4 separate regions of the Mus musculus genome follow, and all the other regions are linked to region 2. Evidence: chromatin loops called from intact Hi-C (ENCODE). Cell type or tissue: heart. All regions are shown on one strand. Region 1 holds the start of Rpa1 (replication protein A1). Region 2 holds the start of Mir22hg (Mir22 host gene (non-protein coding)). Region 3 holds the start of Rilp (Rab interacting lysosomal protein). Region 4 holds the start of Mnt (max binding protein).

What was found. Peaks named below come from ENCODE experiments on the same cell type or tissue, not always from the same donor. Only the 100,000 strongest peaks of a DNase experiment are listed, where the experiment ranks them.
Region 1: a loop joins it to region 2, with 2.3 times the contacts of the local background. A loop is called at or near these places in 2 of 42 quality-filtered maps.
Region 3: a loop joins it to region 2, with 8 times the contacts of the local background. A loop is called at or near these places in 9 of 42 quality-filtered maps.
Region 4: a loop joins it to region 2, with 7 times the contacts of the local background. A loop is called at or near these places in 2 of 42 quality-filtered maps.

What each region holds. Positions count from the first base shown.
Region 1 is chr11:75,344,090-75,352,089 of GRCm38, reverse strand. It overlaps Rpa1 (replication protein A1), which reads left to right and starts at 3,707. Exons shown (of 17, transcript NM_026653.2): 1 at 3,707-3,864. The coding sequence starts at 3,832. Smyd4 (SET and MYND domain containing 4) reads right to left here and starts at 3,657. Exons shown (of 11, transcript NM_001102611.1): 1 at 3,339-3,657; 2 at 2,276-2,421. The coding sequence starts at 2,409. In heart, no CTCF peak of the experiment used is centred here; a DNase peak (open chromatin) is centred at 3,589; H3K4me3 peaks cover 2,110 bases; H3K27ac peaks cover 1,744 bases.
Region 2 is chr11:75,456,622-75,464,621 of GRCm38, reverse strand. It overlaps Mir22hg (Mir22 host gene (non-protein coding)), which reads right to left and starts at 3,083. Exons shown (of 3, transcript NR_030711.1): 1 at 2,867-3,083; 2 at 765-929. It overlaps Mir22 (microRNA 22), which reads right to left and starts at 906; the gene lies at 812-906. In heart, a CTCF peak has its summit at 6,248 (motif pointing right); DNase peaks (open chromatin) are centred at 1,501, 2,091, 3,121, 4,071 and 5 weaker places; H3K4me3 peaks cover 4,331 bases; H3K27ac peaks cover 5,177 bases.
Region 3 is chr11:75,505,882-75,513,881 of GRCm38, reverse strand. It overlaps Prpf8 (pre-mRNA processing factor 8), which reads right to left. Exons shown (of 42, transcript NM_138659.2): 37 at 7,313-7,552; 38 at 7,077-7,218; 39 at 5,468-5,608; 40 at 5,222-5,361; 41 at 4,913-5,115; 42 at 4,435-4,747. The coding sequence ends at 4,593. It overlaps Rilp (Rab interacting lysosomal protein), which reads right to left and starts at 3,788. Exons shown (of 8, transcript NM_001029938.2): 1 at 3,510-3,788; 2 at 3,345-3,438; 3 at 3,144-3,250; 4 at 2,875-3,060; 5 at 2,448-2,593; 6 at 1,980-2,102; 7 at 1,448-1,531; 8 at 714-1,183. The coding sequence starts at 3,734. The coding sequence ends at 1,039. Scarf1 (scavenger receptor class F, member 1) reads right to left here and starts at 341. Exons shown (of 11, transcript NM_001004157.2): 1 at 192-341. The coding sequence starts at 304. In heart, CTCF peaks have their summits at 3,028 (motif pointing right) and 3,643; DNase peaks (open chromatin) are centred at 371, 2,431, 3,081, 3,891 and 3 weaker places; H3K4me3 peaks cover 2,425 bases; H3K27ac peaks cover 2,770 bases.
Region 4 is chr11:74,825,989-74,833,988 of GRCm38, reverse strand. It overlaps Mnt (max binding protein), which reads right to left and starts at 3,065. Exons shown (of 6, transcript NM_010813.3): 1 at 2,588-3,065. The coding sequence starts at 2,660. It also overlaps a transcript of Mettl16 not described here. In heart, CTCF peaks have their summits at 3,023 and 4,021; DNase peaks (open chromatin) are centred at 988, 1,728, 3,128, 3,578 and 7 weaker places; H3K4me3 peaks cover 4,896 bases; H3K27ac peaks cover 4,585 bases.

The sequences.
Region 1 (8,000 bases), 110 kb after region 2:
CCATTTTCTTATTGAGGTTACTGCTTCTCTGCTTCTACCCTGGCTCCTTCTGCTGCCTATCCTTGACACAGCAGACAAGCAGTTCTTTAAAGCAGGGCTCAGGACCAGTGAGACTGATCGGCTCTGGTGGCACTTCCTGCCATGACTGATGATCTAAGGTTAAGCCTAGAACCCACGAGGTAGAAGCAAAGGACCTACTCTCCAAAGCCGTCCTCTGACCACCATGTGTAAACTGCACATGTACATGCATGCACATGGTACACACACATACACAGAAGTAAAAAGAGATTTAAATTGAAAATCATTAAAAAGAAAAATCAGGGCTCAGCAAACTTTCCGTGTAGAAAACTAGAGTACTTAGGCTTTGAAAGCCAAGAAGTGGATATTAATTATAGTTATTCATTATAGCAGAGATTTCTAAAACCTTTTGACAAAACTAAAAAATATAACAGAGTGTATTTTTTTTGTAATGTAAGTTTACTAATGGCAGCAGTGGGATTAGTTTCTTTTTTAGATTATTGTTATTATTTTTATTAATTATTAGTGTTTTTGTGTTTATTCATATTCCACAGCATGTGTGTGGAATTGGATTTCTGCTTCCACCTTTGTGTGGGTCCTAGAGATTGAACTCAAGTCATCAAGCTTGCACAGTAGGTGGTCAGGCTTACACAGTAGGTGGTCAGGCTTGTATCTTTGGAAGGCAAGCATTTTACTTCCTGTGCCAGCTCACTGGCCTTCTTTGTTTAAAAAAAGAAAAAAAAAGTCCTTTTTTGTTTAATTAGGGTTCATGGCCAGTGCTCTTTATCTTAAAATCAACTGCAAACTTTTATCTGGTAAAAAGCCATCCTTAGCTGTGGTCCTAGGAGAAAAACATACAGTTGGATGGCTTTATCCTGCAGGCTTAGTTTGATCATCTCTCTTTGAAGATATAATCAGCTCACATCACACTCAAGCCTCTGCCAACGAGTTTTCTACTTCTGTTCAACAAACTACCCAAGCTGAGCAGCTCCAAACAACAGCCAGTTATGATCCTCACAGTCCGGTGGGTCAGAAGCCTAAGCGGGCGTGGCTACCTCGCTGCTATTGCCTGACCCTGCTCGGTGCATCCACATTCACATCCTTTCCTGGTGAGTGTGGTTCTTTGACTGGTTTTGTTCCAATTTTTAGTATATGTGCTGCTGAAACAATCTTTTTGCCTCTGCCTCCAGACTGCAGGGATTAATGTTCTTGACTGCCACAGAGCACTAATATTTACTGAACATGTGATCATGTGGTGCTCAGCACTCTTGCACCCAAGGCTCGGGGAACATGGAGGAAGAGGGGGTGGAAAGATTCCAAGAACCAGAGGAAGAAGAAAGTCAGAGGTGAGACTGCATCTCCTAGAAATGTCAGGGACATTTCTAGACCTCTGAAGTCTCAAGAACAAGGCCTGAAAGTCTTATTTATATAGGTTAACCTGAAAGGGGAAAAAATTCTTACAGGGGTCCAACGTTAGACAAAGAACTCTAAGCAACTAAGGAATGTTGGGGGGGGGGTAGTCTTCCCCAGGGAACACTCCTCTACCCTTCAAGCCCCACCCAAGCTGGTTATCCAAAACAAACTGGTCAGTCCTGAAGCCATATACGCACAAGTAACATCATATGGATGGGCAGATTGCATTTAGGAATACACACATACACACACACAACTTAAAAAGAGAGGCCATGAATTTAAGAGAGAGCAAAGCAAAGTGGGAAGGGGTACATGGGAAGGTTGGAGGCAGGAAGTAGGGAAATGATGTAATTATATTTTAATTTCAGATAATTAAAAATTAAAAAATAAGATTTGCTGAGTAAATGAGACTTCTACCTATGTATACATTTACTAGGTTGTGATATAAAATGTCTATCTCACCAGTGAATGCAGTCCATAGAATTTGAAAATTTCTGGGTCTCAACTAAACAATTGCTAGGGTTCTTTCTCACTATTAGTACTGAATGAGCTTCTATGGGCAGCTACACAACCTGCACCATATCCTTTGAGTGACAGCACTGGGACGACAGCAAGATACTAAATTACTTAAGTATAACACATACCAAAAGAGGAAAGCAGTTATGCCTACCCATTCTATAATCACAGACTAGGGAGAAACGTGAAAACCAACAGTAACTGCTAAATGCCCCATACTATAAAAAATATAAAGCTACTCTCTCCTATAAAAAAGAGATATTCAGACCAAATGACAAGGCAGAACATTTTCCAGACCAAAATTTCCCTGAAGTTTCCATTCACTTACTGAAGAAGGGAAGAAGAAGGAAGGAAGATGTCGCTCAAAGTCTCTGCTGTAGAAATTGTGTCCTGCACAGACTTCGGGAGTGAAGCCCACTTCTTAAGTAGGTAGGACTTCCATTCATCCACCGGTAGATCCATGCTGCCGCAGCTCTGTAAAGTCAGAACATGAAGATTCAGCTTTCTATTAATGCATAGTTCTAGAAAATCGAGATTTCATCCTACCAAGTGACACGCAACCAAAATCATTTCTTCTGGGGTTTTCTATAGCTGTTGATATGCTGAAGGAGAGTTAATCTGTGGTGTGGTACCAATTCACCCAGACATATTCTTTGGAACTGTTTGAGAAACTATAGTAGGTTGTGGTTGTACAAACAGAGATCAAAATACCAGTAGATGGCTACTATTCCAGTCTTTCTAGACCTGTTTACCTTAGTTGCCCAAAGTTTTCCAGACTTCTTACTCCAGCAACTATGAAGTTAAATATTTTCATTTCTTAGACGGCTCAGTTTTCTGTTTTGATCTCCAGGTCTTTCTTTCAGTTCATATAGCCTCTCTCCCTTTTTATTTTTATTACTTTTTTTTTTTGAGACCGGATCTTATGTTAGCCTGGCTGGCTTCGAACTCAGAGATCTGCCTGCTTTTACCTCGAATGCCACCACGCCTGGGTCCCAAATTTTGATTTTTCAGGGTCTCATTTAGTTCAGGTTGACCTCGAACTCAACGGTGTTAAGGGTGACCTTGAACTTTTGCTGCTTCTACATCCCAAAGGCTGGGATTACAAACAGATCAGAGCCAGCCAGCACGCCAGGCTCTCCAATACTTTTGCATAGGCCATTTGGGCTTTTAGGAACATCACTATCCTCACTGGAATCCACCTGACAAATTTCTACACACACTTTAACTCAGTTCAAACCGCATCGCCTCTCGAAAGCCTGATTGATTTTTGACCCCCACTCTGGAGCTCCACATGTGTGGCCCATATCGCGTCTACCATCCTTGAGGCTGGGTTCCTTGCGGCCACAACTCTCAGGTGGAACTCAAGAGGGCGGAGACTGAGTCTGATTTACCTTGTTTATCCCACAGTGCCAAGCTCTGGGCCTGGCACCGGCGCCGGGCACGCACTGCGTGAAGAAGTACCCAGGTCACTGCTTTGACTATATTTAGCAGCAGTTACCAGGGGAGAGCTCCGACTGTTCCCTGGGTTGCCATTCTGTCTGTCCGCCAAAGGACTGGGCGGGCAAAGTTCCGACAGCTGGCGGGGGAACAACTCAGTAGCACCGCGCTGACACAGGCGCACTGCGACCCAGCGCCCCGCCCTCACGTCCCGCCATCCCGCCACTAGGCCTCGAACCCGGCCTCGGAAGAGTCACGTGCTCTGCCTGCCGCGCGGTAGCCAATGCGGTGGCTATCGGCGTCTAGGCCCGCCCCTCGCACCGCGCTCACGCTGGGGGCGGATCGGCACGCACAGTTGCTCTAGCCAATCGTTGAGCAGCCCGCGGGACCCCGGCAGAGAAGCTCAGGCGGTGCAAGAGCGCGAGCGCGGGAGTTAGCGGTGCAGCCATGGTGGGACACCTGAGCGAGGGGGCCATCGAGGTAAGGAGACGACCCTGAGCGGGCTCGATGGCCCTAGCAGCGCGGCCTTGGAGCGGTGCAAAGAGGACCCGGGGAGGGAGCCGCTGTCGATCGGGAGAGCGTCAGGGAGGAAATTATACGGCCGCGGGGGAGCATCCCGGGGTCTCTAAGACCATCAGAGGATGCTGGAGGCAACCCGGTACTGGCAGAAGAACTCACGAGTTTTTTTAGTTTGTTTACATCTAAGAAAACAAGACAAATAAACATGCCGCTGTCTATCTTCGGCGGCCTCTGTTTCCTCCCTTTCTCCATCACCCCAAACTTTTTGGACTTGTTTTCGGCTGTTTTACTTCTTTTACATCCTCCTAACTCATTATTGCTACTAGACATCTCTCTGGTCACGAGAGAGAAAACGCTGACCGAAGTCACCAGTGGCTTCCCAGTAGCCAAATCAGAAGACATTTTAAAATTTTTCAGCCGACCTAATTGTTTGAGCTTGTTGGCTTCTTTCTGCTAACACTCCTCTCTTGCTAGTGTTCTGTGTTTCATGTTGACAACTTTTTCCTTATTTTACCGGCAAACCCCATAGATTTTTTTGTCGAGCCAAGGCCCTCTGCAGACTAGTTTATAGCCCTTCACCTGCATGTTATTAATTCTTTCCTGCTGAGCTTCCTTCGATCTGCCCTCTATCTTCAAAGTCATTTTCAATTGAACATATATCAGAGCAAATCCTTTATGTCCCTCTAAGTCTGAATTTTAAAAAAGAGTGTGTGTGCGCGTGCGCCAGTGTGTAGTATGTACACATATGTATGACATCTTGGGGATGGCGAATGTGCGTCGGATGCCAGAGGACAACTCTGGGACGTTGTTTCTCTTCCCACTCCGCTGTGGATTCTGTGGATTGAGCTCAGGTAGCTGGGCTTACACAGCAGGCACCTCTACCACAGAGCATCCTTTTGCCCGACTCTGGACACCTAGTCCATCACCAGTTGAAGTATATTTTAACTCCACACTTAACTTTTCCATCCCCACTGGAATAGTCTTTTTTTTTTTTAAAGATTTATTTATTGATTATATGTAAGTACACTGTAGCTGTCTTCATACACTCCAGAAGAGGGAGTCAGATCTTGTTACGGATGGTTGTGAGCCACCATGTGGTTGCTGGGATTTGAACTCCTGACCTTCGGAAGAGCAGTCGGGTGCTCTTACCCACTGAGCCATCTCACCAGCCCTGGAATAGTCTTTTGTTGGCTGAACTAGTCAATTTCAGTCAGCACACTCTTCTCACAGTCTCCTTGCCAGGCCTTGTTTGTTTTTTTCTTTTTAAATATATTTTTGCTCTAGAGGCCATTGATAGTTCCAGTTTCTTTTGCTACCACAGTGTTCCTGTTCAGCTCAGTTGTTACTGAGTTGGTTGGCAAAGTAACTAGCCCAAATCCATGCATTTGGAGACTCCAACTCCTTTTTGTTCACTTATGTATGGCTTTGGGCAACATTCCAAACTCTTTCCCTTGTTTGTAAAAATGAGGCTGAAGCCGAGCAAGGGGCTAGTTGGAGGACTGAGTTTCTAGATTTAGTGTTTAGCTTCTGCTAGTACAGCTAGCAATCATCACAGGTGTACATGTTTATTTGGTAAATATTAGCTACTTTGTATTTCATTCAGGAGATTGTAGAGACTGTAGCCTGCAGCTACTTTCAGTCCCCCTTTAGGGTGATATCCCAGTATCTGGCAAGTTTTAGTCCCTAGATAATGTTTGCTAGTTGTGTGAATGACTAAAATCATGAAAAGCCTGGGACAGACATCTAAGCAGCTTAGAAGAAAAGAAGAGGGGAAACAGTTGTCAGAATGGAGGTATTTGAATACGTTAGGGCTGTAGAAATGTTGAACTGGAATGTGAAGCTTGGATTGTTCTGAATTTTAAGAGGCTGCCACCTTGGACCCTTAAGGCAATTGCAAATAATTCTTTACTTTTATAACGAACGTTTATAAGGTTGTTTGAATAATTTGCTGAGTTTTCTTTAAATAAAAATATTTTAGAAAGCTATTTCCAATATTGAAGTATTACTTAGACTTCATTCATAGATAAATTTGCAGTTTTTTTTCTTTCTTTACATGTTTTGTTCATAAATAAAATAGTGTTTTGTTTTAAAGACTATCCCTACTATCCTAGAACTTGCTATGTAGACCAGGCCGGCCTTGAACTCAAGCCCACGTACTGGGGCTAAAGATGTTCCACCATGCCAGGATCCGTAGTGTTGTGTTTTGTTTTGTTTGTGTTGATGGTGATGGAGTGTAGAGACCATTGGTTGCCTGATGATTAGCGAACAAAAGTGTCAGCACAAAAGCTTCAGGCCCCAGTGGTTAAGCAAACAGTGGAAAATGGAAGCACTAGGGCCCAAAGTTATAAAATGTAACTGTAGTGATAAGTAGAAGTACAAGGCTCTATTTACTCAGACCAGGCTGGCCTCCAACTCAGAGATCCACCTGCCTCTGCCTCCCAAGTGCTGGGATTAAAGGCATGCACCACCACCCAGCTTCTAGTATACATTAAAAGACTCATTTACTTATGTATTTTATGCATATGGATGTTTTGTCTACATGTAACCTGCATGCCTGAAGAGGGTGTTAGATTGCGTTGATATAGACAGTTGTGAGCCACCATTTGAGTGCTGGGAATTGAACCCAGGACCTCTGGGAAGAGCAGCCAATGCTTTTAATCCATCTCTCCAGCCCAATTTAAAGTCCTTTTTTTTTTTTTTTTTTGAGACAGGGTTTCTCTGTATAGCCCTGGCTGTCCTGGAACTCACTCTGTAGACCAGGCTGCCTTCGAATTCAGAAATCTGCCTGCCTCTGCCTCCTGAGTGCTGGGGTTAAAGGCGTGTGCCACCTTGCCTGGTATTTTATTTCATTTTTTTAATTATTATTTTATGTACATTGGTGTTCCACTGCCTGTGAGTCTGTGAGGGTGTCAGATCCCCTAGAATTAGATGACAGACAGTTGTGATTGCCACCTGGGTGCTTGGGAGTGAACTCCAGTCCTTTGGCAGCAGCCACTGTTCTTAACTGACTCTCCAGCCCCTAAAGTACTTTTAAATGTTCCAGAGAAAAAGTAATAAAATTGAAACCAAGTACTAACCTGCATACAGTTTTAAAGATAACTAGGCCGTTAATGAAGCTATTGACTTTATGTGAAATTAATTGACTTTTGTTTCACCTTGCCCAGTGTTTTAAAACGGGGTCTTGCCATGTGGTGAGTATATAGATAGCCTTTACTCACTGTGTAGTCCAGGCTGGCTTCCAATTCTGTTAGTCCTCCTACCTCTTCCTCCTGAGTGGTGGTAGGGTCACAGGTGTGAGCTATCACACCCAAGCCAGAAACAACTTTTCAAAGAAAAAGTTGTCCATGGGGGGCCTGTAAGATGGCTCAGTAAAGCACCTACCACCAAGCCTAACAGAGTCTGATCCCCAGGACCTACAGGGTGGAAAGAGGAGACTGAATTTTGCAATTTTGCAAGTTGAGCACGCGCGCATACACACACACACACACACACACACACGCAAGATGAATAAAGATTAAAAAACAACAGCCAGAACTCCGCTGGATGGGTTCTGTGGAACATTCCCATAAATTCCCATAAACAAAGAACTCTTAAGGCAGAATTTGAAAGTTGACACTATGTAGTAAGAAAAAAGGAAACTGATAAAAAAAAGTCCAAGGCTATAGCTCAGTTGGTAGAGTATTACTTAGTTTGCCTAACTTAATCCCCAGCACCGCACAAAAGTAATTTGATGGTTGGTCCAGATCAGTGATGTCCCAACTTGAGAGGTAGCAGTAGAGGGGTTGATACTTAGCTACATAGTGAGTTCATTGGGTTTGCTTTGGTTGGTGGTTTGCTTTTTTTTTTTTTTTTTTTTTTTTTTTAAAAGCACTGTCACGCTACACAGATTGGCTTTGAACTTCTGGCCTCAGTCATTTCCTGTTTCTGCCTGCCAAGTAGCTGGGACTACAGGCTTTATATATAAATATATATTTGGCTATTATAAATGAAGATGCTTTGAACATTTATATACAGATCTTTATGCATATAAATATTTAAATATATTGCATATAAATTATTCATAATATATACATAAATTATGTAATATGTATTAAATT
Region 2 (8,000 bases):
AGAAGAGAAGAGCCCAGGCTCTGAGTCACCACTGGTGGACTTTTAATGCCCTCCTGCCTACTTATCTATGGGATTCCCCATTATACAGGTGGAAAAATCCACAGGTGTAAGGGTAAGTACCCCTAAACCCAAAATCTGGGCCAGACTAAAAATAAATAAAGAAATGTAAATACAGCCGGGCGGTGGTGGCACACGCCTTTAATCCCAGCACTTGGGAGGCAGAGGCAGGCAGATTTCTGAGTTCGAGGCCAGCCTAGTCTACAAAGTGAGTTCCAGGACAGCCAGGGCTATACAGAGAAACCCTGTCTCGAAAGACAAACAAACAAATAAACAAAAAAAGTAAATACACAAATGACTACTTAGAACGGAGTTTCAATGTCCCCCTTCCTGAGTACATTTACTTTTGGACCTCATGGAAAGGAAAGTGTGTGTGTGTGTGTGTGTGTGTATGTGTGTGTATGTGTGTGTGTGTGTGTGTGTGTGTGTGTGTGTGTTGGCATGGTGATGATGAAGATAAGAAAGGCAGGCCTACAAGGAAGTCTCAGTAAACAGACAGACTTTTCCTTCTATTTCTTCCCACTGCCACACAGACATCAACTAATCTTGGGGAGGTGGAGTCACCTATTCCCCAATTTATAGACAGTGCCTTTAACCTAAATCTTTCACTGGGCCAGTGGGGGTAAGGGCTCCCCAGAGGACCAGGGTTTCCCTCCCATAAAGCCATCACCCCAGCTGTCCAGACCTTCCCACCCCAGTTCTGTCACCTTCCGGATGATAGGCAAAGCTGCTGCTTCTCCTCTTCCTCCACGAAGCCAGGGGCAGAGGGCAACAGTTCTTCAACTGGCAGCTTTAGCTGGGTCAGGACATAAAGCTTGCCACTGAAGAACTACTGCGGCTCAGCCAGGTGAGGGTGTGGGAGGCACAGGTTCCTAAAAGGAAGGGGAGGAAAAAAAAAAACAGGAAAGCTGGGTGACAGGGCCAGCGACCCAGAGGCCATCCAAACCTGGCTCTAGCTGACTTTCAGTACCTTCTAATGAGGGGTTCTTGAATAAGAAGCAAGAGGCTTCTAAATGCACTTGCTTTGTGCCCCTTTACAGACTAGGAGCTGGCAACTCTTGGCAACCTGCTAAGGAGCCCAGCATCTTCGGCATTCAAAGGGCAGGGTGTAGAACCCAAGTCCCAAGTTAAAAAAAAAAATGTACTTCAGAAATATGAGCTCTGTGATCAACTCAAATGACTTGTTCTTAGGGAATTCAGCAGCAAGGAGGGTTTGTGTAGGGTTAGAAATGGGAGGGGCACTAGAGTTGGAAGGTCAGCAGGGGCTCTCAGGAGTCTGAGGGAGGACAGCTGACCAAAGGCAGGAGGGGAGGGAGGTATGGGTAGGGTGGCTGGGCAGCTTCCTCAGGACTAGAGATGCCAGGCATTCCGCTTGCACATTCCGGGTACATCTGGTATGAATTCCAGGCTGTCTGCCGGCCCCTCCACGTCTGAACTTTGTTCCAAGTTCCAAGCCCCGCCCCCACAGTTCCAACGCATGAATCAGCAGTAAAAGCCGGGGCCCTACAGCATGGCTCAGGGAGGGGGCTGGGGGCGTGGCAGGCTAGAGGGCTGGGAGCCCGAGAGGGTGGTTCTGCACAGTCAGTCCAAGGACATGGCCACTGCCAGATAGAAGGGCCAAGGAGACTTTGCCTTGGGATTTCTATTTTCAGAGAGTGGAAAGATTACACTAGGGTGGGCAACTTTCAAATTCCAAAAGCCTCTTGGGAAGTATAAACTTTGTCGGATCTTCCTTCTCCTAGGTGATCAGTCTCTGTCCACTTCTCTCTGCCCAGGATAGCTCTGTTCAGGCCACAGGGTTCACTGGCTGCTGAGAGTTTGTGCCAAGCAGGTGCCCTTGGCTGCGGGGCGGGGTGGGCCCAGGGCACTGACCCTCTGACCAGCTGCTCCATCAACTCTCTGGCACCATGACAGCTTCTAGCCTACTCTAACAGCCAGGGTGACAGGCCAAATGAGTTGGAGACTGAAACTAGGGCCAGAGGGAGGTGGGAACGTTAGCCTAACCGGAGGCCGTGGGGAGGGGCCAAGAGTTGGCCAGGAGGTGGGGAGAGAGGGAGCCCAGCGATGACTAACCCAGGCGCCCCACCCAGCCAGCCGGCTTCCCAGGCAGTCAGGCCAAGCCCGGGCTAGGGGCCTCTCTACCGGACATACTAGGGGGGAGGTGCAAAGGTGACCTTCTCTCTGTCCAAGACAGCCAGTTAGGCTGGGAGGGGGGGTGCGGGTAGAGTTTCCAGGCACTCCTCCTGTCCGCCCCCCCAACCTCCGCCCAACCCGCGGTGAAACCCTAACCTTTGGGTTGCATAAGGCCTCCGCACCGCCGCCCCCTACTCCTTTCCCCTCCCCCCTTACATAACATCCCCGGGAGGGAACGAGAGGAGGGGCCGGACCGCCCAGCGACCCCTTCCCTGCCAGGGACTTGAACTGGCCCTGACCCAGTCAGCGCCGGTAGAGGCAATGCACCTCCGCACCCCTCGCTCGTCCAGATCCTCCCTAGGCTAAATGGTCAGCTCGGGCATCCTCAAACCAAAGGGCGTCGGGGTTAGACGCCCCCGGCCCTCTGGCCTCTCATATTCCTCCCCAGTTACTTCTCCAAACCTTCTGCCACGACTCCTGTCCGGGACTCTCTCTTTAAACGTCCAGACACACTACTCGGGAGAGTCCAGGCTCCTCTCCCAAGAGCGCCCCTGTCCCCGCCGCCCCCTCTCCCCTCCCCCAGAAGGGCAGGGTGTGGCCGTCAGGACCCTACTTTCCCCATCACCCGGTTACCGCGGTTCCCCCCGGGATGACCGGGTCCCCAGATCACACCCACCTGATGCTGGGTGCGGGGGTTGCTGTGGACAGAGGAGCAAAATCACTGCGACCTGTCCGCACGGCCGACCGCTCTGTCTCTTCCCAGCGCCCAGCACACACCGGCTCCAGTCTCCGATCAGCTGGCGGCGTCGTGACGCACGAGCTGCGAATGAACCACCCAGGGCCAATCACCGCCCATTGCTGGGCAACGTGACCACACCCACTCGGGGGCGCCAGCACCTCTGCTTACTCCCGCCCATTCAGGCGTCTGGGCTCTGATTGGCAAGGAGGCCACCCCCTTGCCTGGAGGAGCTTCTCTAAGCCACGCCTACCAACTAACCAACTGGCCAATGGCTGAAAAGGTGTGGCTAACCCTCGGCCTAGGCGACTTGCTTAGACCAGCTTTACGTCAAACTACAGTTTAAAGAGCAGAAGGAAGTATAGGCGTGTATTTTTGCAGTGCATTCCGGTCAATGAAGTTCTTACGGTGACACTCAGCTTCCCAGAATGCAGCGCGCTCTGTGAGTTGGCATTTTTAAACTGATCTCTGACTCGGTCGCGGGGAAGTCCTTAAAGGGCTACAGCCCCTCCTTCTTGGAACTTCTTTTAGCCTCAAAACTGATTCACAGGAGGCCTGAGCTAAGCGAAGGTGGAGCACGCGAAGCAACAGGAGTGAGTAGAACTAAAGATGGAAGCCAGCCACCGATGCAGCAGAACACCCGAAGTCTTTTTTTTTTTCCACAAATAGGACTTTTTTTTTTTCGGGGTATAGGGACCACTGTCACTCGCACGGCCCCAGTCTTCACTGGAGAGCTAGCTCGAGGTCTTCGGGGTATAGGGACAAATGTCACCCGCACAGGCCCAATCTTCACTGGAGGTCTAGTCTATCCCTCGTGGGTTTAGTGAAATCTTTTCTAGTGAATGTCTCGTCTTAGTCGCTGAAGAGCCCACGGCTTCTCAAGGGGCACGTTCTTAACAAAGGATTCGCCCTCACTTTTAGAGAGGAAGCGTCTTTTTAAAAATTAGGGGAAGATCTTTACCAAAGTAGTATCAACCAGAAACCCGGTTCTAAGATTAACACCCATTCAGTCCCGCCCTCCGAAACGCTTCTCTGACTCAGGCCTACTTAGGGAAGTGATTTCAAAGGTGGAGACCAATGAAGAGGCGGCTCCTTCCCTAGGGGCCAATCAGAGTCTGAAAGGCGGGGGATGGGCAAAAACCGAAATGAACCCAATGACTTGGCAAAAGCTGCTGAATTGCTTATTTAAAGGGACAAGACTGGGACCACCTCTTCACTCCCTCCCCACCCCCAAAGAGAAACTTGTGGCCTGGGGTTCTTGACTTTTGAGTCATTTCTAAGAGCATCTAAGCTTTCTAAGTGAGAGCATCTGAGACAAAGAAATGAGAGGGAAGCCTGAGATAGCCGCTTCTGTGTTAAATTAAGTATGGGCTCCACTAAGGTGACTGCTGGGCTTGCTTCAAATCCTGAGTTCAACGTTCAGAATATTGTGTCTTTAAGGAGACTTCCTGCCTTCCGCCCCAGTAACAGCTGATTGTTCGACCCCAGGGGACGAATCAGCCCTAACCACATCCTCCTTCTTACGTGTCTGTCCTTCTCCATCTCCTTTTTTCTGCCCTTCCCCCTCAACCCCGCCATGGGTGGTAATGGAACCCCAACCATAGCGGGTAAAATGTATGCTTCTCATGATCTTTTCTTCATCAACCCAAGAGTGACGCCTCTCCCCAACATCTGTCCCTTACTTATTCAGACTTCTGAGGAGATTGGAATGGGAGATATTTCCTGTCACCACTGTCAGTTAGTGGGGAGGCCACTGCTGGGGAGCCTGTCCTGGCGGCCGGCTGAATGTGGGTGCTCCAGGGGCTCCTGCGGATGATGCAGGGAAACTGAGCCCAAGCCTAAACAAGAAAGGCTGTGGAAGATAAGCCTAGTGGGTCAGAATCCAGTCTCCTGGACCAGCTCTTTGCTGCTTCAGTTGCTCTCTTCCTTCCTAGGTCAGCTGATTGATGGGGTCCTCCTGCCTTTACCCACTCACCCCACTTTTAACTTCTCAGATGCCACTTATCTTTGACTTTTAACCCACTCCTGGGAAGACCCAGGTAAATGTGTTGCCCCAGCTCCAAGCTGGAGTCAGGGTCACTCCAGGACAAACTTAGTGCGAAGTCCCGGGACTGACTTGGCAGAGTTGGGGGAAATTGAGCAGGGCTCTAGCCAAGCTTGGAAGAAAGAAAAGTTTCAACAAGCTGCCCTATTCTCCATTATCCCTAGCATAGGAGCCCTGTTCCCTCCTCACTCGAGGCCTCTGTGGTGGCCCTTCTGATTTTATTCCACTCTCTAACCTCCTCCCACCCACCTCAAGGCCAAATGACAGGGTTTCAGCCTGAGATTTCTCAACCTTAGCACTGTTGATGTTTTGATCGAGAGAATTTATGTACATGGCTGCCCTGTTCATAGTAGGAAGGTCAGTACCACCCTGGCCTCTACCCTAGGTGCCAGTAGCACATGATCCCAATTATGACGACCAGAAGTGTCCCCAAATATCCCCTGGGGAGTCCAAATCCACCCTGGTTGAGAACCACTGAATTAGCCAAACAAATTCCAGTTCCAGTGCTGACTGGCAGTGAGCTTCGGAATGGTGTTTTCTTCATCTACAAAACAGTGTAGATAATAAAATTTGTGGTTTCTTGTAGGGGGTTAAGAAGAAACTTCTTGAAACCACTTAGCACAGTAGAAATCCAGCAGACCCACAGTTGGCACATTTGCTGTCAGCTTCTTTCTTGCTGACCTCACTTGGCATGGGCTGGTGGCCCACAGGCAGCTGCCGTTTTCCTCAGTGACTAGCCAAAATGGGTACTTCTGGAAACACAATACTGAAGTAGGCGAAGGGAAGTGACTAACGTTCCGCCCCAGATTCTGTAAACCCCATGGGTGCTTGTGCAGGGATTCGGTAGATAAGAGCTAGGGTGAGAGAGAGGGAAGTGGGGAGAACAGTCACAGAGAATTATTTTCATCGTCATCATTATTATTCATGGGAAGCACGTCTCTCGCCACTGAGTTATAGCCATGTGCACCCAAAGCCTTTCTTTTTCTAGATGGGCCTTGAATAACTAACTGTTCATCAGAGTTCTACTACTGCCACCACCACCACCACCACCACCACCACCACCCAGGGTGCTTAACAAAGTGCAGGCTCCAAGGTCTCATTGCATACTAAGTCAGAAATACACCTTTAAGCCAAGAAGTTTCCTAAAGTTCAGATGGAGGAAGGCTCAGTGCCTTAGAAATTTCTGAGCCAGGTCCCAGCCATGAAAGGACATCTCTAGAGTCAGCAGAGAGAGAACAAGAGGTAAACTGAAATACAGTCAAGATCACCAGTGTAGTATACAGCCAGCACCACTAGAGGGCAGGGAATACAGACAGGGAGAGGGGTGGGGGAGGAAACAGTTTTTGATCAGGTAACATGTAAATTTTAGATAAACTGAGGCCGGAGCCAAGAGCAGGCCAATCCAATTCTGTTGGTAACAAGATCAGCCCAGTGGTCTTCGTGGAGGAAGCTTTAAACTCCCAAAGCCCATCTCCACCGGAAGGCTACACCTCCCCATCACCTCTCCAGCCAATACTGCCAACTGGGGACCGAGTATTCACACACCCGAGCTGATGGGAAACTTTTCTCTCATTCAAACAACCGTATCACCTCTGGGTATAGAGCTGCTCACACACCTTGTGGGTACACCTGGGTAAACAGAGTTGAAAGGAGACTTAGGAAAGACACCAGACTGTCCGGCAGTACTGTTGGGGTTCACTTTTTTGTTTGTTTTTTGTTTTTGGAGACAGGGTTTCTCTGTGTAGCCCTGGCTGTCCTGGAACTCACTCTGTAGACCAGGCTGGCTTCGAACTCAGAAAATCTGCCTGCCTCTGCCTCCCAAGTGCTGGGATTAAAGGCGTGTGCCACCATGCCCGGCAATACATTTATTTCTTTTTGAGATAGGATATCATGTAGCCAAGGTTGGTCCTCAAACTCACAACATAGCCAAGGATGACTTTGAATTTCTGATCCTCCCACCTCTGCCTCCTAAGTGGAGTTTTACACCATCAGTCTATCATCCCAGCAGGAGGCAGAAGCAAGTTCAAGGCCAGCCTAATTTACACATTGAGTTCTAGGACAGCCAAGACTACATCACACCATGTCACAAAACGTCAAAGCAAAACAAAGTAAGGAGCTATAATCCCAAGTGGGACTACTACTTCAGTGTACCGGCTTGAAACACTGGTTTTAAAAATTGGTCTGGATTTGAGTCCTGTCTCAGGTGGATGGCAGTGGAGGCAGCGGCGGCGGTGTTGTCGTCGTTGTTGTCTTCTTCTTCTTCTTCTTCTTCTTCTTCTTCTTCTTCTCCTCCTCCTCCTCCTCCTCCTCCTCCTCCTCCTCCTCCTCCTCCTCACGTTCCTCCTCCATCTTCTTTGTTTTTCTGAGACAAGTTTCTCTGTGTAGCCTTGGCTGTCCTGGAACTAGCTCTGTACACCAGGCTGACCTTGAAGCCCAGAGATCTGTGTGCCTTTGCCTCCAGAGTGTTGGGCTAAAGGCATGTTCCACTGCTGTATGGCATTCAAGTTTCTTATGAGATCTTTAACAAGTTTACCAAAGGTGGTTGGTTAGCTTCCTCATTCTAAATAGGTGTGAAAAGAGCCCCTAACTGTTTTGCTTTGACGTTTTGTGACATGGTATGATGTAGTCTTGGCTGTCCTAGAACTGGAAATGTGTAAATCAGGCTGGCCTTGAACTTGCTTCTGCCTCCTGCTGGGGTTACAGGCTTGAGCCACCATGACAGCTTTAGCAATAGCTTTGTAAATCCACAGTGTCAAGCTGGATATGATGGCACATGCTTGCAATACTAACCTCCAAAGATTCCCTGAACTCGAGTTGGTGAAATAGTCCACCAGGTAAAAGAGCTTGCTGCCCAAGCCTGAATCTGATTCCCTGGTCACATGCTTTAAGGAAAGAACTTGCCGAAGATGTCCTCTGAGTGCCACGTGTACCGATGCATGCTTGCAGCCACCCACACACCCACACAAGTGCACTGTCTCACACAGTGAGAACAGCAAGTGAACAAACAAACAAGCCGGGGGGGGGGGGATT
Region 3 (8,000 bases), 49 kb before region 2:
GTATCCATGTCCCCAACCCTCCTTTTTCCCTTCCCTGACCTTCCCACCATCTGCGTGACCATCTATCATCTGCCAGGCTGCCTCTCAAAGTCCCTTTCTTGAGGCCCATGACCCTCCCACCCACCTCTTTATTTTCCAAAATACCCAACACTAGTCAGCCACCATACCAGCCGGACTCCCAGAAGACCCACCTGCTGCCTTTACAGACGTGCTGACCAGCAGGGTCTAGCGTGGATCCCTGGGTCCCCTGAGTCCAGAGCAGCAACAGTGAGAACACCAGCTCTAGTCCCATGGCGGCCAGCATGGTAGGAGGGCCTGGTTTGATCTGGTCCCCACAGCTCCCAACCCCCTCCCTGCTTCCTCCCAAGGCTTTTCCTGAGGAAGCCAGGATAGAGGGGCGGGCTGCTACGAGGCACCTCCCCGAGAGGGCAGGCAGCTTAGCACATAGAAACGAAAGGGAAAATAGGGCTGATGGTGAAAACTGAGTGGATTTAGGCAGGAGAGGGCCAAAAGATTGAAGCCACAGGTCCCTGAAACACTAGAGATAGGCAAAGGAATAGGGTGGGGGTAGGAGCCATACCCCCCAAATAAGGAGACGTTCCTTATCCTCAGTGAGGAGCAGAGGAGACCTTCTAAAGAAACATCACCATTGTTCCTGGCAGGGCTGGGACCTAACATGGACCACCGACAGACAGACAGACAGACTGAGAACATTTTAGGGGTATTATGGTTATTTATTGCACTGGTCACCTGCACAAGCCCCAGCGAGGCAGGCAGGCAGGCAGGCAGTCCTCTGTCTCACAATGGGGAAAAGCAGAGCTCAGAGATCCCTTTATGTCTGTAAAGTGTGGTACAGAGATGTCAAGAATGGGAGACAGGCTGACGTTCCACCATAGCTAGTACAGGCGAGGTTTAAGTGGGGAGCCACATCCTCATTTGAGGTCACACATCCACACACAGTTAGCTGGAATCCAGAGTTAAGCCTCCTGCATAGCTGAAGCCCTCAGACCAAGATGTTCATTGAAAGCAGGGGACTAGTCAGGAGTTGGGGGCTGGAGGGCTGTTCACAGGCTGCAGGTGGGGTTGCTGTGGGGTCTCTTCTCCTTTCTGTAGGCTGCTGGAAGCTGGGTTGCTGGTCTCGGCTTCAGGGGCCTCAGTTTCACCCCGATACCATAAGCCAAAGCTGGAAGGGAAGCCAAGAGAGGTGCATTGAGCCGGGGAGGCAGAGATGTCAAGGATGCAGGCCGAGGGTCCAGAAAGGTGAAAAGGGGGTTCTGGAGGAAAGAGGACAGCATAGGTCACAGGGAAATGAAGGCACAGAGGACAGAGAAGCAGGTGGGAAGACAGATCTTAGAACAGCGTGAAAGGCAGTGGAGTGGAAAGAAAGAGTGGAGAAGATCCAGGCAGGCCCCTCCTTCACCTTCCTCCCTCCCCTCCTCCAACATACAAATTCTGGATTCTGGACTCAGGAACTAGGGGAACATCTTCCTTGTCGTTGGAGAGCAGGAGCCACGAGCCATCCTCATCCTCACTAGGATAAAGAAATGAAAGGGCTGTATATCAGGGCCTAAGGGATACTATGAGTCCAGCTTGTGTGGAACCTCCTGAAGGACTTTCAGGAACATCAGGGGAGGATGGAGTGACTACAGAGGCCTCAGGGCTGGAGAGGGGACAGTGAGGGGATCAGGGACTCTTTATAACCAGGCAGACAACAGCCCCTCACAAGACTGCATAGCTTCCTTTAGTAAAGAGATCCAGCCAAGGAAGGAAACATGAGTCTGGAGAAGTAGCATGGACAGTTTCTTCAGCAGGAGGCATAGCAGCCGGGGCAAGCGGGAGCAGTGGATTCCAGAGGAAAGGACGGCAGCTGGAGAGCAGGCTGAGTGAGGTGCCAGGCACAGCTAAGTTGTATCACTGGGCACAGCAGAACTGCAGCAGGCCAAGGGGTTCGTTTGGTGAGCACAGAGGCAGGATCTTACCTGCTCTCTGCTTCTTCAGGTGTCCCTAACATCTTGGCCTTGATCTTCCTCCTCTGTTTCTTGACTGCCACCTTCATGGCTTCAAGCAGAAGCCCAGGAACACGGTGATCTGTGAGCAGCTCTCTAGAGAAGCAGGAAGGGAAGAAAGTGGGAAGGCCAACAGGAGGTGTCAATCAAGTACCTGAGCTCTGCTCACTGTTTCCCCTGGAAACCCGTGAAAGCTCTATACCGCCAACACCTCTGAAATGAGCTTAGATGGCCCCTCCTAAGGATAAGGCTTGCTGCTTCAGTTTGGTGACCCCTGGTGCTGCCCTGTTTGAGTGAGGTTCCAGAAGGGCAAGGACTGTGGAAGTTACTTCTTCCCAGTGCCTGAGCAGGACCCTGGCAATTGTCACTGCTGATCTATAAACGATCCAAAAAATAAGGTGGGGTGACCAGGAACAGGCATCCTGGCTTCCAGTCCCTCACCGCTGGAAGTACGCCAACTCCTCCTTGAGCAAGAACACGTTGGCTTTGAGCTCATTCCGCTCCTGAAGGATTTGCTTAAGCTCTTCCCTGCTGAATCCACACTGGACAGCTTCTGGAAGGTTCCCTGGCTGCTTCTGAGTATCCACCTGTACAAGGTCAGGAATGGTCAGAGAGCAGTCTGTCTTAGCTCTTCCCTAAGTCCCAGCGCTCACAATAATATTATGGGAAGTGTCTGCTGGGAAAACTTAGAGGACAAAGTTGCTGCTACATAGGTGTACATAGCACACAACTGCTGTTGCTACCTTCCAACTTCCTGGGTACCTTCTATACTGCATGGTACATCCATGCCAGGTAAACCCAGGCTGGGTCATCAACTGCTGAATGCTGTGAGCTCTGGGATGTATTTTGACTTCGCTCCGTCTCTTACCGGGTCATCTGAGGTTGCCGCATCAGGTTCCAAGCTCTGTTCTTTAGCCAGCTGGCTGGAGCCATCCTGAGCTATCTGGCGCTCCCTCTCCCGGTCCTGGGCGGCCCTCAACTGGGTCTGCACTGCAGCCAGCTTGTGCCGCAGCTCAGAGTTGATCAGCAGGAGGCGCTGTAGCTGTTCCTGCAGCTAGGGGGTGGAGCGAGAGAGCTAGGGGCGGGGCTCCGAGGGCCGTAGCGGCCCCACCCCACTCCGCCTGGCCCCGCCCTCACCGCTTCGGTCTCTTGGCTTCGGCGCTGCAGATCTCGGTTGTGTGCCCGAAGCTCATCCCGCTGTCTGTCTGTCACCTCCTTGAGCTGTCGGAGCAGCGCGCGCTCCTCTGAGGAAGGGGTGTCTTTAGCACTACCGATCTCTGGGGTACGCAGGCCCCGGCTGCCCCCAGCTCGCTCTGCTCCGGTGGGACCCTCACTCACCCTGCGGCCCGGAGCCTAGCTCCTGGCGGAGGCGTTGGTTCTCCTCGCGCAGCCGCCGCAGCTCCACTTCTGCCTGCTGTGCGGACACCTGCAGCTGGGGGAGCCAGGGGTCTCAGGGTTAGGCCTGCCGGCTCTCAGGGGTAAAAGGAGGAGCCGGTGACTCACCGAGTCCGGAGCCGGCCCCACGGCGGCCTTTTCCAAGAGCTCCAGCGCCCGCACGACTAGTGGCACCAGCCCAGCCGCCGCGTCGGGTCCGAAGCGGCGTGCCAGCCCCTGTAGCTCAGTGCCCAGAGCCCCCGCTAGATGGTACACGAGCTCGGCGGCTGACCCTGCGCCCACTGAAGAAGAGGCCTGACTGGGTAGCCTGGGCGCTGCCCTCCTGGGCTCCATTTTTTCCTCTCTTAAGGTCAAAAGCCACCCACACCCTTAACTGGTGCAGGAAAAAGCTTAACAGTTCCGGCCCAGGAAGTTTAGGGCCATAAGGGGCGGGGTAGAAGCAACCCGGGAGGAACAAATAGGGAAAAAGGCCCTGGAGTGGGAGAGTGCTCTGGGCTCCCTGTGCCCTACAAGGTCACTGGATACAGGTCGGCCAACTTCCAGGCAGGTATCCAAGAGTTGAGGACTAGAGCTGTAAGTGGTCACTTCAGGCAAGCCCTCCCCATAGCGCCTGACCCGGGCTCCACCCCTGGACTTGGCTGCCAAGAGGTGAAAGACTGAAGGTCAGCAAACAGCCTCTACTGGACTGCAGGGACAGTCACTTAAGTATGTTCCCCCACTAGGAACCACACAGTTTACAAAAATGAACGAGACCGGGCACTACAGCTATAGGAGGACCACACAGTCCAAGAAGTGATGTTGAAAATAGGTAGACTCCAAGTACTTTTACAGAGAAACCAGCAAATATGCTCAAAGTAATAAGCCAGCCCCAACTCAGCTCCCTGAGTCTAGGGAGCCTCTAAGCCTCCAGCGGAGAAGGCCTCAAGGCTCTGAAGGCAGGGCCCAGTACCTTGCTGTCAACTGCCCAAGCTAGTCCCCAATCCTCAAACGCCTATGCCCAGAATTTGACCTCATAACAGCAAGAAAACAAAAGCACTATTTATAAAATTTATTACATTTTGTTCAGGATTACAATCTATCAACAACACAAGCACAGAACGCAAAGGGGCTGACTGCTGAATGTCAGCAGCTTGTCTGGGGAGGGCGTTCAAGAGGCTCCAGGCTTTGGGGATCTGAAGCAGAAGGAAGTAACTAGGCATAGAGGTCCTCTCTGTCTGCAGAGTAGACCTCACCCTCCTGCAGAAGGGCGAAGTTGAGGAAGTGGGAGGGCCTGTGGACCTCATGGTAGAATTCCTTGGGGTTTGCCAGCTGCAGCTCGTATTTCATGTTGGGATCATGTCGAACACCTAATGGGAGGGGAAACATCAGAAGTTAATAAGGTTCTGCCTGCCTCACCCAGCCTGGGCCCCTGGACCGTTTCCAAGGCAGCCAGACCTCAAGATGACAAGATGACCAAGCATGCTGGTCACCTGTCTCTACCCCACACTTCCTAGGCACACACAACCACGTACCCATAAAGTTGTAGTTCCAGGAGGACTGGGCGGGGACCATGAAGAAGCCGAGGAATCGGTCAGACAGGAGCATCTGAACCCTCTCGTAGTGCGAGGGTAGGTAGCCTTTGGGGTTGTTGCCTTTGTCTGTGTTCTGCCGGCCCCACTCATACCCACTGGGTGTCAGCTTGTAGGCTGTCAGTGTGCAGGAGCCTGGTGTGAAGCTGGGGTGGGGGGGACAGGGACAGGGTAAGCGCTCAAGCCACCAATCCAGGTCCTGGCCTGCAATGCCTGCTCTATAATATTTCCACCCAAGAGGCCCACACCAACCTGCACGTGATGATAATAGTCTTCTCCCCATCCCAAGATGGGTTGTCAGCCATGATTTTGGCATGAGTGGTGACATCTTGGGGTGATAGCTGGGGGGATTCATTGGGCTGAGTGTGGATCCAACCTAAGGGTTCCATCTCCTGTAGGCAAACAGCAATAAAGAGATGTTCAACCCATCTGCAGACAAATGTCCCCCATTAGGGTAGCACGACAGTGAGTGCACTCCCAGGCTCCACCACCACTAACCTTGAGGTACTCATGCTGGGGCAGCTGGCTGGGCAGGTGCACAGTCTGGTGCGTGCCCCACTGCGGCACCATCACAATACAACGGATCTCCTTCACCTGAGGGTTATCTGGAGGGCTCACCCCATACAGGTATCCTGCAATCTAGAGATGAGATCAGAAGGTATTCTTAGTACCAACCCAGAATGCCAGAAGTTTTTAAAATTTTATTGTTGGGGCTGGAGAGATGGCTCACTGGTTAAGAGTACTGGTTGCTCTTCCAGAGGACCTGCCACATGGTGGCCTACAACTGTCTGCAACTCCAGTTTTAGGACCTTCTTTTGCTCTCTACAGGTACTGCCTGAATATGGTGTACAGAAAAAACTCCTACATACAAAAATATTTTTAGCCGGGCGTGGTGTCACACACCTTTAATCCCAGCACTTGGGAGGCAGAGGCAGGTGGATTTCTGAGTTCGAGACCCGCCTGGTCTACAAAGCGAGTTCCAGGACAGCCAGGGCTACACAGAGAAACCCTGTCTCAAAAACAAAAATGTTTTTAATGTATTATTATTCTGTATGGCACTGAGTGTATGTGAAGGTCAGAGGAAAATTCTATGGGACAGGCTCTCCTTTCACCTATACAGGGGTTCTGGAGCATCAAACTCAGCTTGTCCGGCTCCTGTGAGAAGTGCTTCACCCACTGAGCCACCTCAGCGGCCTCAGGGTTTTTTTCTTCTCAAGAAACCAAACCCAGGTGTGCATAGGTAATGCATCCCGGGTAAGCATTCTGTGGTTGAGCTTTCTCTATATCTGTAGCCTTTTTTTTTTTTTTAAAGATTTATTTATTTATTATATGTAAGTACACTGTAGCTATCTTCAGACACTCCAGAAGAGGGTGTCAGATCTCACTGCAGATGGTTGTGAGCCACCATGTGGTTGCTGGGATTTGAACTCAGCACCTCTGGAAGGGCAGTCAGTGCTCTTAACCACTGAGCCATCTGTCTCTCTGTCTCTCTCTCTCTGTCTCTCTCTCTCTCTCTCTGAAACAGGGTCTCGCTATGTAGCTCTGGCTGTCTTGGAACTCACTATGTAGACCAAGTTGGCCTCGAACTCACATAGAACTCTGTTATAAAAGAACTTTTCTTTAAAAAAATATATATTAATTTCCTTTATGTATGTGGGTATACTGTCACTGTCTTCAGACACAGCAGAAGAGGGCATCAGGTCCTAGTTTTACAAAATGTTTTGATACCCCTTTGTGCTGTCTTTTTAAAGTTATTCATTCATCCATAAATTTTGAAATAAGCACCTCAAAAAAAAACCGGGCGTGGTGGCGCATGCTTTTAATCCCAGCACTTGGGAGGCAGAGGCAGGCAGATCTCTGAGTTCAAGACCAGCCTGGTCTACAGAGTGAGTTCCAAGACAGCCAGGGCTATACAGAGAAACCCTGTCTCAAAAAAAAAAAAAAAAAAAACAAAAAACAAAAAAAAAAAAAAAAAGAAAGAAAAAAGAAAAAGAAAAAGAAAAAGAAAGAAAGAAGCACCTCAAAGGTTCTGGAACTCTCAAGTGAATTTCAGACGCAGACTAAGTGGGCTCACACTGTGGTCCAGGTGTGTGCCATAGCTACTCACTTGGGCACGAAGATCAGATATGCAGATGAACTTCTTAAGCACGTTTTTCGGAAGAATGTACGTATAACCAGTCTCCTTAATGTCATCAGATGAAACATAAATATGATTGGTCCGCAGATGCAGGTTGGCAGCAGAGATGGCCCTAAAGGACAGACAGGGAATGCCAGCATCTCAGCGCAAGCCCATGCAGCAACATCAACAGGCCTGCCCATCCCACCTTCATGCCTCCACGGTACCTGACTCTCCATTCAGTCTTTGATGAGAAGGTCTGGGTCTCATAGTTGCTAGTGGTTGAAGTGATAATCTCGTCACCGTGCTTGTTGACAGTTCGAGTCTGTGTAGCAGTGAGCTGGGACTGTTCCTTGGTCTGCTTTTCAATCTCAGCTATCTGCTGCCGCTGCTGCGATGGCGCCGAGATCTCCATTCCCAGGATGATGTCTCGAATTTCTGACTGTGTCAGTGACGCCACATTCACGCTGTGGGGACACTGAGAGTTAAAAGAGAAGGAGCTCTTCCTTCCCACAAGTCCCTTTTGTCCTGATGACAAAGTAGACTTGGGGAGACAGTGGGTATACTCTGCCAAGATAATCCTCAAGTAAGATTTCTTTTTTTGTTGTTTAAAGATTTATTTATTTTATTTATATAAGTACACTGTAGCTGTCTTCAGACACTCCAGAAGAGGGAGTCAGATCTCGTTACAGATGGCTCTCCAGCCGGTAACATTTCTTTTTAATTTTTAAATGTATCTGCTCTGGAGGAGGAAGCCATGTATCACATTGCAAATGCAGAGGTCAAAGTTAGAGAAGGTTTCTCCTCCTCCTGTGGGTTCTAGAGATTGAACTCCTGATAGCAAGCACCTGTACCCCTGGACCTGAAGACGCTGTCACACTGTGGAGACTCCCTACAGCCAAGCAGCACCACACT
Region 4 (8,000 bases), 630 kb after region 2:
GGCAAAACCCAGGCTCAACCCTCCTCTGGGCACTAGCACGGCCTTGGCCTTTCCTCTCTGTCATCCTTGCTTAAATGTGCATCACACCCCCGGGTTCATCACGTGACCAAGCTGGTCCACGGCAGGCTTGACCTTGTAGGTGGGAATGGAGAGGACAAGAGAACCCTGCTCAGAGCTGGACATCTGAAGTAAGTATCTCAGAGCATGAGCAGTTCTGGTCGGCAAGTTGGTATCACCTGTGGAGGTTTTAGCCCGTGGGAACCACATCTGGTCTTGAGTTCTTGGAGTAGATTTGGCTCACCAGTCCCCACCTATCTATCCTTTAAGACCCTTTGGTCCAACACCAGCTAGCTGTGACCTGAGTGCTGAACTCTGCTTCTCCCCACCTCTCACTATTTGGGGGAAGGGCTGTGTGATTTCTTAAGGGGGCTTTTCCCAGGTTCCTCTGCAGAGGCGCATCCACCAACCCACATGCCCTTACAGGTAGGCTTAACAGAGCACAGCAGAAGGGGGGGGGGGGGCTTCACCCTTTTTCTATATGGCTTGGAAGGTGAAATAAGAGTTCCCCAGAGGCAACAGTAGGGTCAATCCTGTTCCTCTCTCCAAGACTGCCTGATTACATGGGGGGGGGGGGGTATGATTGGTATTCCTGATCTGCATTGTGTTGACGGTAGCAGCAGATGACTCTTCCTCTCAAACTCTTCAATTTTCCCCCTCCCCACATCCGCCGCTGAGAGGGGTATACTAGTCGCTCTGGTTAACCACCAGCACTTGCTTGACCCTGCTCTGGACTCAAAACACAAAGGGGAGGGACATGTGGACAGATACCCCAGCCATCCATTCTGCAAAAAACCTAAGCACTTGGGTCTTGCAAATCTCCAGTGACTCCTGACCTTGAGTGGCTACTCGGTCTGACAAGGCCTGCGAACCTGCAGCTCCTCCGCCCCTTGCGGGCTACCACTCCTCCCGCCCCACCGCGCGGAACAAGCTGCAGGCGCGCGCGCGCCTTTGTGCGCGGGCACACAACACACACACTACTACCTCCTGCATGACTCATCACTGAAGCAACAATAGGCAGAAAGAAAGGGAAGGAGGGCGAAGAACTCCACCACAACACTACCGACTGAAGGGTTCTGAGGGGGTAGGGGAACCAGGAATCCCTAGGAACTGCACACACACTGCTTCAGAACTGAGGCCCTCACAAGAGGCTGGAAAGCGGGGGTCTTTTCCCTTCGGCCCCTATTTAAGCAGCACTCGAAGGCTAGGGACCATAGCCAAAGCGGGTGGATGACAGTCTCATAAACCCTCTTTTAGCCTCTGAGGGCGCGCCAAAGTTTACCCTTCTTAGGCGAGCTTATAACAATGTGGCCGGGTTGTTGCCAGAAGGGCTTAGGGACACTGTTAGTGGGTCAGTGAGATGTTACTTATAGATGTCACCCTGAGATTCTGAGGATTCCCTCGCTACAGGATCAAAAACAGGAGGATCCAGCAAGAGCCTAGGTGAACATAGCTCCTCCTACCCAGGGCAAAGGCTCTCCCTGGGAGATGGCCAGCAACCAGAGCTGGAGGCCAACCCGACTCCAGGCCCCTCGCCAGCCCCGCCCAGACCCCGCCCCTAGGCAACCGCGAGGCGGTGAGGAGGGGCCGGGCCGCACAGTCCCCAGCGGGAGTGTCCCCCGTGCACGTGGTCGGGGGCGGGGCCTGACTACGTCAGCAGTCCGGGTAACCAACGGGCTTGGGACGCAGGCACACGCAACATTCCAGCCAAGAGCGGGTTTGAAACGCGCAGACACGCCACATTCCACACCGGCTAAAGCAGGGCAAGGCAGGGGGGCCTAGGGCTGCCCCCAGCGACCCGCGGGACACTCACATGCACCCAATCAGCGCAGCTCTCAGCCAAAGCTAGACGTGCGACCCAGCCCAGCTCTGGGAGGCGGGGTCAGGCGGGGCTGGCCAGGATCATAAGACACGCGATGTCATTTCATTCTGCAAAGGCCGCCTCCGCCCCAAGCAGCGCGTAGATCTGCCGGGAGCGCTCCCCGCACCCTCCAGCCCAGGCCAGGGAATCCGAAGAGCAGCTCGGCGTAGAGTATTCCCCACCCCCACTCAGTTACGCACACGCCCACTCGTGTGCTGTACAAACACACCCGTGTACAGGTCCGTTCATCCGCTCTTCCCCGGTTCCCATCACACATCATCTTGGTGCTCACACGCAAGCACACGCGGGTCTGCCACCCCCACACATCAACATCCCTCTCCCCATCCCCCGGTTCACACATCCTCAATGGTAGCGAGGGCGCCGCCCGCCCACAACTAAGGGGCCCCCCACTGAAGGTGTACGGGGGTGCCAGTCAGCTAGGGTGGTACCCGCAGAAACTGGGTCCTTCTTTGCATGTTAATGAATTCATTAATTATTTTCAACGTTCGCATCACTCCTCCCGGACGGCAGCTCTTGCGGGGAGTTTGTGCCCGGCTTTTTAGGTCGCGCCATAGAGGGGCCTCCCTGCGATTTCCAGTGGGTTCAGGGATCGGGGTCACTGGCCTCCCCTTCTGCCCAGTGCCCCAGGGGCCCAGCCGGGCCGCTCACCACGTGCTCTCTGTTGTTGCTGCGCTTGCCATTCCAGGAAGCGGGCCGCCTCCAGTAGCGTCTCTATGCTCATCGCGGCGAGAGCAGCCGGGGGCGCGCCGGGGCCGAGGCTGCGGCCCGCGAGCCAAGCACAGGTCAGGCTGGCGGGCCGGCAGGAGGGAGGGATCACCTCCGGGGGGCGACAGGGCTGGGCGGCGCAGCGCACTCCTCAGAAAAGAACGGGGGAGCACGGGGAGAAAAATCAATGTCTCCCAAAATATTTGCAAAATAAAAATTTGCAAATTAAAAAAATTTTGATGCAAAAAATAAAAAAGGCGGCACTGCCTTCTTCCTTCCTTCTTCCTCTTCCTCCCTTCCGATGCCTCCCGCCCCGCGGCCCCCGGAGTCCCGCCGACAAGAAAGGGCTTTGCAACAAGATGGCGAGGAGGCACCGACACACACAACAAGGGAAGGAGCCGCGCTGCCCCCGGCCGCCGCCCCCGCTACTACACCGGGGCCGCAGCCAAAGCCCGGACCGGAGCCCCCGCCCGCAGGGCCGCGGCGTCTCACTGAGGGCGGGGCCGCGCCAGGGATGGCCCCGCCCACCGCGCGCGCACACGTGGCTTGGGTGGGGGTGAGAAGATGGAACCAGGCTTCCTCGCTGTTTCCGCTTTCCCTACTTGCCCCTCCTCTCCGTGGCCAGCCACAAGTTAAACGGGGTTTGCGTGCTTAGGGCATTCACGGCGGGATCTGCCTTGCTGAGAGAATGGGAAGCCCAAGGCTTCGGTTAGCTGAGACAGCGGTGACACAGGTCAGGGAGACCTATAGTCTGACCCCTAGGTCTCTTCGCCCCACGTAGACACGACCTAAATCCCGCAGCCGTCCGGTCTGTCGCAATTCCCCCCGGGATCCGCCCCTGGGCGGAGCTGACAGCAGGCTGCTAGAGTCCTGACAGAGGGACGGGAGAGCTGATCCCGTTCCGGATTTTGTCTCTGTTCCTCCCCCCGCAGTGCGTTCGCATCCTATTAGGCTACATCACCAGGCCGCCCGCCAATGGGCGGGCAGGACAACACGGCATGGAGCAGCTCCACATGGACACCCCGCGCCGCCAGCCTTCGGTTTAAAGGGACAGTGTCTACAGGGTCGTATTAGCGGGTGCGGATAGGGCCACCGGGTGACGGAAGGGTGAGACACCTACAGGGGAATTCCGCAGTCCATCCCCTGCTTTACATTACCCTCCCATTCAAAACCAGGGCTTACTTCCCTTCTCCTAAATTCTTTGTCCACCGGTTTCTGATATGGGTGGGGACTAAAAGTGTGCCACTCTAGAGGGCACCTCGTTGTTGGGCCCCGGCACCAGTAATCAAAAGGAGAAGCGTCCAAAGCCCAGGCCGAGGAGGCGTGGCCTAAATCAGGAACAACAACGTGGAGGGCGGAAGCCGCGCGCTACCCTAGCGGCCCGCTGGGCGCGGGGCGGGGTCGCTCACTGTGTTGGGTTGGAACCGCGCACTCTCCTAAGCTCGCCAGTCAGTCTTTATCTTGGCTGCAGGGCTTAGGACTGTCCCTAGGTACAGTCAGAAAGATCTTTGAAGTCAGCTTGCCCAAATCATTGCACTTTGCAGGTAAGAAAACTGAGGCCCAAGTGAAGGGACTACTCCAACTGCTCCTTGTTCATTGAGCAACTCGTAGTCTAGTCAGACCTCTCTCAACCGCCAGCTGCCTCTTACCACCTCGGGTCCTCGCAAAAGTGAAGAACTATCAAACTGCAGTTCAGGAAGGGGGCTGAGCACTTACATCTTCTTGATTAGGACAACAAAAATATCCTACATCTGGAACTCTCTTTGGTGGAAAGCCATACAATCTCCATTCGTACAGTTAGCATTGAAAAGCACTAGAATATTATGGGCACAACGAAGCCGATGCAATTACTCTCAGTGCTAGGGATAGTCAGTTACCTGTTAATGCTTCAACCTCCATGGTAGCCAATGCAAGGGAAATGGAGACATGCCAGTCGGTGCTTTCAGGATCTTGGGCTCCATCGCACAGCACCGGAAACCCAACCATAAGATCGTAGAGCGGGCCACCGTGACAATCCAACCTATCCAACATTACCTGCCTACTTCAGGAGCTGCCAGGAACACAGAACAAAAGAGGGTGGCGGGTCTCCCTTCCCCTTCAGGTTTATCCTAGAGAAAGACACCCGGCACAGCTGAATGGAGTCTTTGATCTTGATGTATTGAACTGTAGCGTGTGAACCTGAGCATGAATAACTCTTATGCAAATGTCCAGTGTCACTAAGAAGCTAAAGCAAAGGAAAATACTAGGGATATACTAGGTAACATTCATTTAACAAGCACATGCCAGACAACTGGCTAAGTATGTTTATAGGTAAGACCAGGTGATCTTTAGTGAGAAGGTAGACTCTTGAGAGCCCAGTTGTCTACAGGTTAAGCAGCCTTTTCTTAGAAGCCTACAGGGGTGCAGGCTCTGCCTTTCCATCCTGGTGTCTACTTGCTTTGGGTGTTATTGCACCTGACCTACACATACTACAGAACATGGAGATGCCAGAGGTGGCGCTACCGGCCTTTTTGTTGTTGTTTTGCATGGAAGCCAACACCATTCACTCAAACTGTCCAGCTTGTCCTGTCTCCCTCAAGTGGCCCACAGCAATCATACAAAGCCAAGTGCTTCTAATCTTGTGAAGGACCAGTTCTGTGACAAAAAAGAAATTACTTTTCTGAGCAGTATTTTGAAAGCATCTCCCTTCTCTCAGGGAGAGGAAGTGAAAGTGGAATGAAGGCACACTTGAATGCTGGCCTTTCCCTTGCCCCCAGTACCCCATCTGCTTCAGGGCTTAGCAGAGATGCTTGCTATTTAAAACAAACAGCCTTACAGGCTTCACATGATCATGTTTATTTAGGTCACATGGGGACAGCAGTCAGGAGATGTTAGGCAAAACCAAGGATTTAGAAAGGCATTTGCAAGGCCTGTTATTGCCTTTAGGAGCCTAAAAATGGCCACCAGATTTTTCTCATCAACCAAGGTTTCTGGAAGTTCAGGAGTGGACAGTGGGGAGGTGAGACACCTAGAGGGAGGCACAGAAGAGGGAAATGAATGGGAGGGCTGTTTTAGTTTCCTGTTCCAATGGGTGGAGCCAGGGCATAAGTTGGCAAGCACATTCACTCAAGGGAAAGTCTAGTTTGATGTTTCAGCAAAAGCTTCGCTGGGTTGGAGAATGATCCCAGAGCCAGCCATCTTCTAAAACGTACTCAAGTCCTGTTGTGTCTTTTCTAGCTGCTGAGGATGTCTGGGTCAGGAGGGCAACAGGATCTTCTATCACTTTTTCATGCAGATTTCCAACGCCTTCCTTCTGTCTTGTGCTATTCCTCAATGCCTACTGCTCATTCCATAGCAAGCCTTCCTCCCTTGTCTGTGCTGAGTTCCTGTCCTCGTACCATTCATCCCGACAGAGCCACACACTTACAGCTCCAGTGCTCTAGGAAATGACTTCCCTGACCACAATGGGATGTGGGAACGGGTGTGGAGCTCAATACACACATATTCACACTATTCATACTATTCTAGGAGACGCCCCATCCTTTTAGCCTTGACTTGGTATCTTGATTAGTTTTAGGTAACTTTTCACCAGTCATAATTAAAACAAGGCCAAAGGGAAAGAGCCATCTATAAATAAGGGACATTAGACAGCTATGCTCAGGGATACACTAGGTAACATTCATTTAACAAGCACATGCCAGACAACTGGCTAAGTATGTTTATAGGTAAGACCAGGTGATCTTTAGTGAGACGGTAGCATTGGCTTGTACACTCACATCAGGAAGAATTCATTTTGTTGTTCTCCATATTGGATACAGCAAGAGACAATGCAACTACTCCAGGCACTGCAGGCTATGAAATACTAAGTTTAAGTCGGGCTCCTAGATCTCAATTTCCTCCAACCAGGCATGGTGGCTCACACCTTACCACCTCAAAACCTGGGCTCACGCAGAGGGATGGCTTCCCAGCTTTTGAGGCCTGCTTGGACTACAAAATGAGACCGTTTCCAAAACACACCAAACAACATCGAAGAAATGAAGTGTGTTTGGGGCTGGGCTACCCTGAACCCAAGTCTTAAAGGCATCAGGATAATCGTAAGTTATGCTGGCAGAGGTACCCTTGTGAGGCCATCTGTCCAGTCATCAGTGAAGAAGGCTCCCCAGAGTCTATACTTCCCCTTCCCAAACTGGTACAGCTTACGTCCTCCTCCTGTCTAACCTACTTCCCTGCACTTCCTCACTGCATGTCACCGCTGGAAGAGCGTGATTACAAGGTCTAAGATCCCAAGAAAAGGTGATCTTATCAAAGGTCACCAAGCTGTCAAGTTGAAAACTGGCCTGATCCTCTTTTCTATCTGGGCTAGTCAAATCTGGGCAAGTACTATCTGTATGGGGTCCAGAGTCCCTGCAAGTCTCCCGGAAGTGAGTGGACAAGGAAAGAAAGCACACATGCGTACGCACACACCATTGCTAAAAACAGATAATCATTAACTCTGCTTAGTGTCGTTCCATATGCAGGTTTAGTCTGTGAATGGTTTGCCTTGGAAGAAGCTCTGACTGAGCCTGACCAGTGACAGAGGTGAAGGGTAGAGCTTTATCCAGGCACCCATCCTGGGTATGAGTACTGAGTAATACAGAGACGGAGCTCAGGCTCCAGGCCAGCCTGGTCTACAGAGTGAGTTTCAGGACAGCCAGGGCTACACAGAGAAACCCTGTCTTGAAAAACAAAAACAAAAACAAACAAACAAACAAACAAAAAAAAAAAAAGGAAGAGAAAGAAGGGGAGCTCAGAAACAAGAAAGGAAGAGCCTTTGCCTCGGTTTCTCTAAGCACCTTGCTGTCTTCTCTGGAGTGGAAGCTGTGGGTGCCAGGGGGTGAAAGAAGCTGATCCATTGTTAAGGCATAGGGAAGCATGAGGACTTCAGACTTGCCTTTGAAGGAAAAAGGATGTGGCTTCCGGAGTCAATTAATTCAGGTCAAGGGAGTGGGTCCTGGCAGAGCTGTGAGTAAAGAGAGGCGGAGTCACACAGTGTGACTCAAGAGGCAGCTGGATCACTCAGGGGTGGAGATGTGCTGAGATAGGGAAGGTCCTCTCAAGGCAGAGGGCTGAAACAATGTCAGTGCTCTCGAAAGGCCTACTATGGGGTTCATACCTAACAGGCAATAGAACAGCCTCCCGTGGGCAGTGCTGGCGCCACTCTTCAGGGCTTATCGGCCACAAGCTACCTTGAGGTTCCACTTCCAGGTTGGGAATGGGCAGGGGAGGGAGTCAAAGAATACAGTGTACATATCTATCCCCTGCCTGTCCTGTGCCCGTCCCCACTGGTGGCTTTACATGGCACTTTATTGGCCATTTCTGAAGACACTCTGTGATAACT